2 separate regions of the Homo sapiens genome follow, and region 1 is linked to region 2. A link is a contact called in ENCODE Hi-C data. All regions are on one chromosome and are shown on one strand. Each heading gives the region's core, a stretch centred on a gene start or an enhancer-like site at or near the end of the contact. The rest is flanking DNA. Distances are from core to core; before and after follow the strand shown.

Evidence for each region. A loop is a pair of places that touch in the nucleus more often than their neighbours do. Pooled maps may share reads with other maps.
Region 1: a pooled map shows a loop between it and region 2 (2.3-fold over the local background). The contact joins two enhancer-like sites. A Hi-C loop is called at or near these places in 2 of 168 maps with a recorded cell type or tissue (K562 and breast epithelium), 1 of 37 single-sample maps with no recorded cell type and 5 of 50 pooled maps.

The regions. Positions count from the first base shown.
Region 1 is chrX:40,401,437-40,407,601 of GRCh38, reverse strand. No RefSeq gene overlaps it. Among named protein-coding and RNA genes, the nearest start is that of LINC03099, 140 kb to the right of the region's middle. RefSeq lists an enhancer at 1,159-1,208. Within about 2 kb of position 4,266, at least 2 of the 41 ENCODE cell types and tissues checked have a DNase peak (open chromatin) inside an H3K27ac peak, as active enhancers do.
Region 2 is chrX:40,465,083-40,471,274 of GRCh38, reverse strand. No RefSeq gene overlaps it. Among named protein-coding and RNA genes, the nearest start is that of ATP6AP2, 110 kb to the left of the region's middle. RefSeq lists an enhancer at 2,604-2,898. Within about 2 kb of position 2,799, at least 8 of the 41 ENCODE cell types and tissues checked have a DNase peak (open chromatin) inside an H3K27ac peak, as active enhancers do.

The sequences.
Region 1 (6,165 bases), core at 3,017-5,516, 65 kb after region 2:
AGATTGAGGAATGCATCTTGGTCTTCATCACAGCTCCATTCAGTGCCTCGCCTCAGTTTGCATCTCTACAAAATGGACATAACATTTGTGCCTGGTCAGGTGTGGTGGCTCACGCCTGTAATTCCAGCACTTTGGGAGGCTGAGGTGGGAGGATCCCTTGAGCCCAGGAGTTCGAGACCAGCCTGGGCAACACAGTGAGACACCCTCCCAGCCCCGATCTCTACAAAAAATTTAAAAATTAGCTAGGCAATTCTGTGGTCCCAGCTACTTGGGAGGCTGAGGCGGGAGGATCACCTTGAGCCCGGGAGTTCTATGACTGTGCCACTCCCTCCAGCCTGGGTGACGGAGCAAGACACCATCTCTTAAAAAAACAAAAGGAAAAGATTTGTGCCTGGAGTGTTGTTGTAAGTATAACATCCATAATGAATTTGCATATCCTTTGTACAATTAAGATAATACACAAATAGTTATTGGTTTTAAAATCAAGTGCCCAATAAATACATGCCAAATGTATTGGATTATTCATGATTTAACAGAAACCTATATTGGGCTTCTCTTTTCTCATCTGTAGAATAGGGATAAGAATAATACCTACCCAGAGGGTCATAATCTAAAAACATATGACTGTTCATGTAAAGAGCTTAGCTCAGGACATAGCACTTGTAAGCATTCAGTAAATATTGGCTACAGAAGTGGATTTACTGCGAACCTAATAAAGCTTAAGCTTCAGGTCCCTTACTTACACTGGCCCCTTCCAAGCTTGGCTCAGGGGTAGTAAGGTTTTGTACAGACCACCATCTGTTTCCAGTTTAACTTCCCCTCTAACACACCTCCCATTGGGTCAGATGGTGCAAGAGCAGCTGCAGGCATATTTGGGTTCTGGCTAAGGGGAAATGAAAGTGAGGATACAATTAGTTTTTGTTTAGGGGTTTGCAACCACTTCCATGTAAAATTGATGCTAACCATCACACATTGCAGTGCAGAAATAGCCTTCAGGAATTCTCCTACTGCCTCTGGGCTGACTTGCCCACTATTGTGACTTGAAGGTGCGTGCCAAAGGTTGTTTCATAACATAAATGTGTCTGTCCTGCGTATCTCTTGCGACATAGCAAGTCATTCTAGAACTCAGTGGCTTCAAATGACAACAGTCATTTGTTTTGTTCACAAATCTGTAATAGGCAGGGCTTTGCAGGGACAGCTTCTCATGGTTTCACATGGCATCATCTGGGGTGGCTCAAAGGCTGGGGGCTGGAATCATCTGAAGGCTCCGAGTTCATGTATCTGGTGGTTGATGCTGGCTGTGAGCTGAGACCTCAGCTAGCTGGCTGTGGCCTTTCCGTGGGGCCTGGGCATGGCGGCTGGGTTCTAAGGGTGATTGTCCCAAGAGGGCCAAGTGGAAGCTGTCTTGCCTTTTATGACCACCTTGGAAGTCACATAGTGTCACTTCTGAGGTAATCACAGACCCACTCAGATAAGGGGAAGGAAGACAGGCCCCACTCCTCAATGAGAGGGATACCAATATCCCACTATAAGAAGAGCATGTGAGATGGAAGGTCTGATCGTGACCATTTTGGAAAATACAGTCTTCCATGGTGTCTTATGGCACCCAGCCCCTAAAAATATGTAGGTAGCAGAAGAAACAAAGCCTGAAATGTACGGAGCCAGGAGCTAATCTGTGGAAAATCTTCCTAGTCAAAATGGAAATTTGCTTCTGTCAGGAATAGACTCAATAATGCAGTGTATGCAATTAATAACACACCATATATTTTTATTTCTTTTCTGATGGGACTTGCACAAAAAAGGATTTATCAAAATTCATGTGTTTCATAGGGCACGAAACTGTAACAGTCCTACAAACACAAGTGGCATCTGTTTGAAAAGTGGCAAGTTTTATCCATCCAGTGTTTCAGATCGCATTTTAGCATATCTGACGCATCTTGTCCTGACAGAGTCCAGTGAATCCAGAAGGAAAAAGGGAATGCAAAATTGCTAATGTTGCTGCAAAACAGCCTGAAGAAACAAGTGCTCTAGTGTCAAAACTACACAGGCTTATCAACACATCAATGCATGTAGCATAAGAGTAATTTTTATTTTATTATTCAATTATGCAGCACTGCAGCACAATATATGCACCTTAATTTCATGCTAATTTCACACACACACACACACACACACACACACACATAAGAATTACTCATCATACCAAAATTCAAATAGGATAGGAAGGTAGAAGTATCTCAGTAGTAGTCAAAAATGTAAAGTAGAAGGAGACCCACAGTTACTTCAAAATGTCACTCTCTTAATACATCACAATGGAAGCTAATTACCAATGACAACTAGTGAATCTGAAAGAAACTTTACAACACTATCAATAATTTTATAAAAAGGAGATCAAGCACACTGGAGGAAAGACTGATCTTTCTATTGTCTCTATAGAAAACAATGTTTTAAAATTGTTATCACATGAAAAGGCGATCAAAGCGGCACAGCCCACCAGAGTAGAAAAAGGAATCACAAAAGTGTTTCAGACAATTAATTAGTAAAAACACTAGATATTTTTCTGGATTTTGTGAAGTTTGAAGTCTTTGTGAGCTTTTAAATTTCATAATTGTCATTTCTTTTCTCATTTAAACGTTCACCTTCATAGCAGGTTTTGTATTTGTAATTTTGTATTCATTTTTAAAAAGAGAGTCCCCCAAAATGTTTAGTCTTCAGATGCTGTTGTAACCATAATAAGTTCATTGCCCGATGCACACAGCAAGTCAGTGCTCTGAAACACCGGGTTGCAACAGCGAAAGAGGCTTAATTGTAGGGTTGCTGAATGAGGAGATGGAAGGGAAGCTCAAATCCATCTCCCTGTGGAATTGGGGGTTAGAATTCTTAAGGGTTTTGGAGTGGGCCAAAGTGTGGAGACGGTTGATTGGTGGAAGAGTGCAGAGTGAAGTCATGGGACCAGAAGGTGAAGAAACTCTGTTCTCGTGCTGATCTTGTTCCTCTGTGGGGGTCTTCAAACTGGTTGCGGGAATTCAAGGTCTGAAAACCATCGTAAGTCATCCTTAAACAAAAACCTTATGATTCTAATGTCAGAGATCCTGTCTGTAGGAATGATGGGAATGCAAATCAACTCTTAAACAGTCAGAAATCCTATCTACAGGACAAATGGTCAGTATCTAGTGCTGCAGGACTTTTAGCAACAAGGAAGTGGGCCAGAGTGCAGTCTAACTGATGCTTAATGATAACTATATTTCTGTCCAGAACCCGGCATGCAATTTTTGTCAACCTTGTGAGGACAGTTTCACCACTATTAGCCACAATCGGCTCCTGTGGTCTATTATAAATATATCCTGATCATAATAGATACCAGGCATATAGCAGTTTATAGGTGTGAGAAGACAGATCAGTGCCAATCACTTCAAACTAGTATCCTCTCCTTCATCTTCTTCTTTTTTCAGGGTCAAAGCACAGAACGGAGTTGTAAAAGCCTGTATTAGACTATGAGGGCTGCTGCAACGAGGTACCACACACTGGGAAGCTTAAACAACAGAAATTTATCTTCTCACAGTTCTTATGGCTGGAAATCCTAGATTGAGGTGTCACAGGGTTGGTTCCTTCTGAGGCCTCTGACCTTGGCCTGCATGTGGCCTTCTTATCATTGTGTCTTCACATGGTCTTTCCTTTGTGTACGTCTGTGTCCTCATCTCCTCTTTCTTTTGTTTTTGTTTTCGCTTTAGTTTTTGTTTTGTTTTTTAAGACTGCAGTCTCCAACTCCCTGCCTCAGCCTTCCGAGTAGCTGGGACTCTAGAAGCACACGATCATGCCCGGCTAATTTTTAAATTTTTTGTAGAGACAAGATCTTGCTATGTTGCCCAGACTGGTCTTGAACTCCTGGCCTCAAGCAATCCTGCAGCCTCAGCCTCCGAAAGTGGTGGGATTACAGGCGTGAGCCACCGTGCCTGGCCTCCTATTCTTATAAGGACACCAGACATAGTGGATCAGGGTCCAGTATAAAGACCTCATTTTAATTTAATCACATCTTTAAGGGTCCTGTCTCCAAATACAGTCACATTCTGAGATCCCAGGGCATAGGACTTGAACATCTGAATTGTGGTGGGGGACATGATTTAGCCAATAACAGGGCCCAAACCATAGATCTTCAGAAGGCAGAAGACAGCCCCAGCTTGCCCTGAACAATCTGCTCAGTTAGCGCTTCCAAGCTGCGTTCAGTTCTGAGTCATCAGGCAGTGTCATCAAAGGCCCCAAGCCTCCTTCAGATCAGCCAGTAATGCTAAGCAGTCCTGGCAAGGGGAACCCGAATCATGGCAGGAGAATTACAACCTTCAGCGGGAGAGGGAAAAGCCCTCAGCTCCTTAGCGCTGGCAGCAGAAACCCTTTTGGCTCTATTTTAAGAAACCTTCAAGCACGTGGGGCTTCCTCCCCAGAGAGGACACCCTGGCCTTGCATGGAGGCGTTTCTTGGCTCAGGGCAGGCTCAGGGTACCACCTCCGGTGCCACCTAAGCTATAGCCCCTCAAGCTCTGAGCCGCACTTCATCTGCATGGTCTCAACACCCGCCAGCCCTGCTCTGATTAAAGCGTTGCCAGCATTTCCACTCTACGATTTTGTTAATGTTTAACATCCACTGAGGTGGCCTCTATCCATGCTGAGCTGCCTGCCTGGGTGGTCCAAGTTATCTCCACCAGGACCAATTAGTTTGCTACCTTAGAGGTCTGGATATGATCTGGATCATTACTGGTCACCATTGGTGGTTGCAAGCAGGGGAAGTAGGGGGAGAGGGAGAGAGGAGGGAGCTCTTGGCCCTGGGTAAAGCTTGAGCAGCATCCTGGTCGCCCATAGAAAGCTGAGACGTATCAGCCAGCATTGTGACTCAGCTGTCATTTTGAGGAGTGAGTAGTATGTGCGCCCATCTCTGTGCTAGGAACTTGACATATGACCCCAATCTTCACAGCATCGTTGAGAGGTGAATATTATTATCCTCATTTTATACATAAAGCAAATGGAGCTCAGGGATGTTAAGTGACTTATCTAAGGTCACAGGGCTTGTTATGGCAGAGCCAGGATTCAAACTCCAGGCTTTACAGTAACAAAACCGACTTCAAGTGTTTTTTGTTTGTTTGTTTGTTTTTTGAGACGGAGTTTCACTCTTCTCGCCCAGGCTGGAGTGCATTGGTGTGACCTCGGCTCACTGCAACCTCTGCCTCACGGGTGCAGGCGATTCTCCTGCCTCAGCCTCCTGAGTAGCTGGGACTACAGGCGCCTGCCGCCACGCCCGGCTAATTTTGTATTTTTAGTAGAGATGGGGTTTTGCCATGTTGGCCAGGCCGGTTTCAAACTCCTGACCTCAGGTGATCCGCCCGCCTTGGCCTCCCAAAGTGCTAGGATTACAGGCATGAGCCACCACGCCCGGCCTCAGGTGTTTTTTCCATTAGCTCATGCAGCTTCTCACCAGTCCACTCCCACACAATGTCATCCGGAAAGGAATTGAGAAACTATTGAGTCTAATTCCTTTATTTTGCAGAAGAACATTATGGCACACACTGGAATGGCCACCCCTAAACCATTCACAGTCCTCTTTTCCTTTGTCTTCTACCATAGAAACTGGAAAGTTAAAATGCTCCTCTTCCTAGACTCCCATGCAGCTGGGCAGAGGACACATGTGTCTCAGTTCTGGTCAATGATCTATAAACGAAACTCACAAGTTTGGGGCTTCCAGGTAAAAGAGAACATTTCTCTTTTAAAATACCCTTTGTCCGCAGGGTGCCGTGGCTCACGCCTGTAATCCCAGCACTTTGAGAGGTCGAGGTGGGTGGATCACCTGAGGTCAGGAGTTCAAGACCAGCCTGGCCAACATGGCAAAACCCCATCTCTACTAAAAATACAAAAATTAGCCGGGCGTAGTGGCATATGCCTGTAGTGCCAGCTACTCAGGAGGCTGAGACAGTAGAACTGCTTGAACCTGGGAGGCGGAGGTTGCAGTGAGTTGAGATCATGCCACTGCACTGCAGCCTGAGTGACAGAGTGAGACTCTGTCTCAAAAAACAAACAAGCAAATAAACACCACCCTTTGTCTTCTGCACTCCTCTGTCTTCCTTCCTGAAATGCAGTTGCAATGCCTAGAAGTGCAGCAGCTTTCTTGCAGCCATGAGGA
Region 2 (6,192 bases), core at 1,550-4,049:
AGGGTTGGGCTTCTCTTCATCTTGCCATATAGCAATCCTGTGGTGTTGGATTCGTCCCCAAATTTCAAACACCGCCTCCCCCGCCGCTCCAGACTGCTTACAAAACGACTGCCATGGTTCCGCACCTCACATCTCCACACCACACAGGCCAAAGGAAAAGAGAACAACTCCCTCCAACAGCTACCGAGGAAGATACCTTTAGCATCACTTTTCCATAAGGCCCCAGCAACAGTCTCCTGACATCTCATTGGTGCTAGTCAGGCTATGTGCCTATCCCTGGACCAATCACTGAGGCTAAGTGGATTTCTAGGTCCTGGAAGGGAGACATTGGTTGGAGATGGCTTCGGCTTAAAGATAATGCCAATTCCTATGGGGCAAACAAGCTTCAGAACTTACCAGTTACTCCTAAATCTAGAACAGGAGTTGAGATATGAATGTAGCAAAAACCTTCAAAAGCATCATTAGAGGAAAAGACAGGACAACGTAGAGATCTATAATTTTTTTCCCTGCTACACTTTAATTGCCCTTCTCTGGCATGCACTGCATAAATTAAGAGCTAGTTAATGCTGTAATGCGTAAAACAATTTCATGCATCTTAAATATTGTACTTGTACTTTAATTCCACATTAAGTGGTCCCCTGAAATTTTTAAATTTACAAAGTCACTGCTGTGCTACATGAAAAAGGTGCTAATTAAGTGTTAATCAGTAGCCAGATAACCTTCCCTAAACCCTGCCCAAGGTCTCCAAAATGACCCATTGCCAGAGAACTCGATGTGATGGCCACAGAACAGAGAGTGCAGAGCAGACACAAAATGGTTTTTCAGCCACATCCCAGCCAATTAAGGCAGATTTGCTTATTATGCAGTTCTAATTAAATGGCATCCACTTTAGTGGACACAAGACTAATAATAATAATAGTATTTAATACCAGCAGAGCTTTCCAAATTCAAAACACTGGGAAAACACTAGCTGATTAACAAGTGGGCATCCCTTTCTGGGCAAGAAGAGGGCTTTTTGGGTGGGCTTGCTAAGAAACAGGAGGCATGCACAAGGACAGATAAAATGAAAAGATATGGTTCCCTCTCTTTAAGGGGCTCACCCTCTTATAGACCAGCAGTGCTACTCGCTACTCAAAGTGTGGCCCGTGAACCAGCTCTGGATCACAATGATATAAACATGGAAAATGACAGTAAACCATTGAGAAGCCTTGAAAGCAACTTGACCTTGCTGTGATGTCCAAGTGTGTGATCAGTGAACTCTTGTTGAATAGGAAATAAATCAATTCCATCTTCCATGGTAAGTCACACATGGCATGAACTCTATAATAGTCATATGCAGTAGGGTCACATATCAGTCTATGATGTACTAGAAATTATATATATATATATATATATATATTCTGGTCCTTTATCACAGATGGTTTGAGAAACACTCCTGTAGACATATCAATCGTATAGAATAAGGGGATATGGGTTTAGTTATATCCCCACAAATCAAGGCAAGGAGTTGGAGAGGAGACTCAGCGATGTGCCGTTTCACACCTCTATATTTTTCCTCATGCTATTTCTCTGCTTGGAATGTTCTGTGTGTCCTCAGCAGCCCCACTTCCCGCCCAACCTCTTTACACACGTGAAGTCATCTCAGTTCCTGGAAATGTGGCTTCCTTCAGGAAAGATTCATGACTCCTCCCCACACCTTGCTGCAGAACTGGCTCTTCTTCCTTGGTGCTATTTCAGTCGCGTGTGCACTCTGCCATTGTTGCACTTTTCACACAGGGCTGGGTACATTTATGTCACTTTGCCCAATGGGACTGACAGATCCTTGAAGGTGGGGCTGATGATTTATGGTTTTAAATGCCCAGTACAGAGCACAGAGTAGATGCTCATTAAATGTTTGCTGAATTCAGTTTTTTAAAAATTGTGTAAAATATATATAGCAGAGTTGGGTGTGGTGGCTCACGCCTATAATCCTAGAACTTTGGGAGCCCGAGACCAGAGGATTACTTGAGGTCAGGAGTTCAAGACCAGCCTGGGCAACATGGTGAAACCCCGTCTCTACTAAAAATACAAAAACTAGCTGGGTGTGGTCATGCACACCTGTAATCCCAGCTACTTGGGAGGCTGAGGCAGGAGGATTGCTTGAGCCTGGGAAGCAGAGGTTGCAGTGAGCTGTGATTGCACCACTGTACTCTAGCCTGGGCAACAGAGTGAGACTGTCTCAGAAAAAAAAAAAAAGAAACATATATATATATATAGTAAAATTTACTATTTTAACCATTTCTAAGTGTACAGTTCAGTGTCATTAAATACACTCACGTTGTTTTGTAATCATCAGCACCATCCATCTCCAGAACTTTTCTCATCTTGCAAAACTGAAACTCTGTACCCATTAAACAATAACTTCTGCTTCTCCTCTTTTCTGCCCGCCCCCTAGCCCCTGGCAGCTACCATTCTACTTTCTGTCTCTATGAATTTCATGACTCTAGGTACATGATATGAGTGGAATCATACAGGATTTGTCCTTTTGTGACCAGCTAATTTCACTTAACATAATGTCTTCAATCACATGTGTCAGAATTTCCTTCCTTTTTAAATGACTTCAATTTAAAATATTCAAGATTATTATATAGTTGTGCAATGAGTAGGAAGGGCATTCCCCCCGCCACCCCAGCTCAGCCTGTATTTGAAGCAGAGAACAGAGGACAAAAGGGTGTTGATGATCCAGGAGGTGGCAGCAGAAAACAAAGGGCCACTGTGTTCTGCAGGGCTCCTCCTCTCTTCCTGCCCTGTTTGCTCTTGTTCCTGCTCAGCTGTTTAGTTTAGCCTCTTGAAAGGAGGAGGTTCCGATCTGGACAGCCTGCCCAGTAAGGAACAGGCCTGAGAGGTGTTCTGGCAGGAGGGCAGCAGAGCACAAGTGGTGACAGTGGAAATGGACTCAAAGTCCCAGTGGTGGCTCCACCAACACTCACTGGCTGACCAACCACTTAACCTCTCTAAGCCTGGTCTATAAGATTGGGATGACAATATCGTGTACCTTACAGGGCTGTTGAGGGGATCCGATGAGGTAATGCATATAAACCACTTGGTCGGCTTGGAAGCACTGCATATGCCAGTTATTGTGTTTTTATTACTACTGTGAATGAAGAAGAAAGTACAGCTCATTATTTACACTTCCTGAGAAGAAAGTGAAACAGCTCCAGCATCATTCAGCCTTCATCTTTGGGGCATTTCTGGTTCCTTTCTCTTTTTCTTCTTCCACCCTCCAAACTTTCACCTTAGGAAGTGTTTCTAGACCAAGTGCAGTGGCGCACACTTGTAATCCCAGCACTTTGGGAGGCTGAGGCAAGCAGATCTCTTGAGCCCAGGAGTTTGAGACCAGACCGAGCAACATGGCGAAACCCTGTCTCTACTAAAAAAATCCAAAGCGAAACCCTGTCTCTACTAAAAAAATCCAAAAAAAATTAGCCGGGTATGGTAGTGTGCATCCCAGCTACTCGAGAGTCTGAGGTTAGAGGATCACTTGAGCCCAGGAGGTGGAGGTTGTAGTGAGCTGAGATTCGTGCCACTGCACTCCAGCCTGGGCGATACAGCCAGACCCTGTCTCAGAAAAAAAAGAAAAAAGGAAGTGTTTCGGTTCCATTCTGTCGAAATGTCATTAACTGCCACTACACTGCCAATGAGAGAAACAAAGAGGCACGACGGAATTCATTCAGGGTGTCAGCAAACACGATTGGAAGCATGAGCCGTACGCTAGGTTGTGTACTGGGAACAAAAAGAACAAGGAGCCAAATAGCTTGACCTAGAGGAGTCCACACCGTAGAGTGCGACCCAATATGGAAGTAGATGTTCACGACATCTTCCATCTTCCCCTCCAGGCCCACCCTCCACCCCCTCCTCCCTGCCCTGTGCCCCAGGAAGCTGACCCTTATGCATTCATTGCACTCATCTCAAAGGGCCCCCCACCCTTTGGCTCCCGTTGGCCAGTTCCAGCCAATAGGGAAGCCCCACCAAGAGATCAGAGGGCAGAGGAGAATGAGGGGACGCATTTAGTCTATCTTCCTCCCTGTGAAGTCTACTTGGGCTGACTGATCCTTCCACTGAAGGCCCCCATTTCTTTTAAGGTGGCCTCCTGTACTCAACTCTGTCCCCTTCTAAGTTTGGGGTAGCCACGACCTCCCCTATTCCCTTTGGCTCTAGGGTGATAACAGCTCCTGCTTCTTGTACTATCCCTGTGGTTCTCCTACCCCCACATCTTTGTTGATGGCCCCTTTGTAAATGAATACTTCTCAAACCATCTTAACTGCTTCCTGTTGGGACCCAACCTGATCTAAGTGCCACGTGGTAAGTAAGGGTCATTCCAAGCAGGGAGGAAGCCTTGCTCCCACCTCCCCGGCAGTCCCTCCAATCCAGCCCTTCTTGTCCTCTTCTCATTTCAGGCTTTAGTTGAAGAAAATGAAGTCAGGCTATCTCCAAGAAGATGAGATTTGAGGCTGGGGATATCTGGACGTTTTGAGAGGCTTTAAGGAGCTCTTCAGGTAGTATCCCTGGGTTTGAGGGTGCGGGGTGTAGTGGCGGGGGTGGGGTGGAGAGAGGGAGGCACGGGGAAAGTTTCATCTTCGGAAATGCTGCGCATCTGTGGGTGCACATACCTCACCTCTCTCGGTCTCCATGAGAGCTGTTTGTTTCATTAAAGCAGAACCTGACCTCATGAACCTCTTTATGTGCCAGGAGGGACCAGGAGCCTGCAGTTGTCTGGAACATCAGGTTATGACAGCCACCAAGTTCTCTTCTTCATGAGCCTACTTGGGGCCCCTTTCCAAAGATCCTGCCCCCTGGCCTCCACTGAAGGGGCTGGAGGCACAAGACCTTCCCCATGGCCACAGCCGATTGGATAAGGGATGGGCACCTGACCTGGCTGGACCAATCAGATGCTGTCCCAGGAATGTGGCCATAGGGCATCTTTGCATTTCTAGGCACACCTTGTGGGCTGCTTGAACTAAGAGGACACTTTGTGCCAGGCACAGCTCTGGGCACAAGGAAGACACAGGTGAACAGACCAGGGAGGGCCATCAGAGACAGCCATTTTCTACCATGTGCATACAGTAGCAGAAAAGGCTCTGAGATAAAAAAAAAGAAGCAAGCTCAGAGAAAGGCAGGAAGCAGAGACTTCAAAGCACCAGAAAGAGAGAGGAGTGAAGGAAAGTACATAGCTGCCAAAGTTCCTGCTGGCTCCCCAGTTGCTGGTGCCAGTCCCCAGAGGCCGGCTACACTTCCTGTCCTTGAATCTCTGATATTGCCTCATGTTATTCCCATAAATTCTCCCTTTTTACTTAAGCTTGTGCAAGTGGGTTTCTGTTTTGCACTGCTAGACCATCCCTGCCCGAGGTGCACCACGTGGTACAATTAGCTCACAGTCCCTAAGGGGCAGTTTATCCTTTTTTCAGACTCTCTGCCATAAATTTTGAATCTCCACCTGGCTTCCCCTTGCCAACTAGTGAGTGTCCTTCTGCGTTAACTTTTGTTCTTGCAGGCCACCAAGGAGCTCGTGTCACCAGATCTGATGGCCTTTTCATACCACATGCTCCTTGTCCTCTCATTGCCCCACGTGGCTGACCACTCCTTTCTTCCTCACTCTCCCCCCATATGGCTGCCATGTCACCCCTCTCTCCTTCTCTTCCTCCCTGTCCTCCAGCTCTTCATTTGTCAGCTTGTCTAGCTTTCCTGGTGACTCAAGCTCCCCACTATGTTCACTACTTAAGCTTCTCTGTAGCATTCTTTCTGGTTCTCTCAGCAACCTCCTCCCGCACTGTGGCTTCCATCATCACCTCTCTCCAGACACAAGCTTGCACCTCGGTTTGGACCTCCCAGGTCCCCATTCCCATCTAGCTGCTGGAAGCATCTATGTGGGTGCCCCCTGATCCCTCAAGCTTTGTGCATCCCAAAGTGTGCCCTCCCAAGCCTGAGCCTCCTTCTAGATTGGTTAATGAGGCAAAAAATTTCTGTGCCCTTCATCCATGGCTCTCAGAGCTGGGGAATTCTGGCAGGGAATTTTGGCCGTGCTCCTCATCCCTCTGCCAGGAAATACCCACCTTGGACCTCACTCAAATCGTGATTCCAATTTCCTTGACTTTCTCCTTGCTGCTCATATTAGAATGAGTCACATGAGATCTTTGATGCTAACGTGCTCCCTGT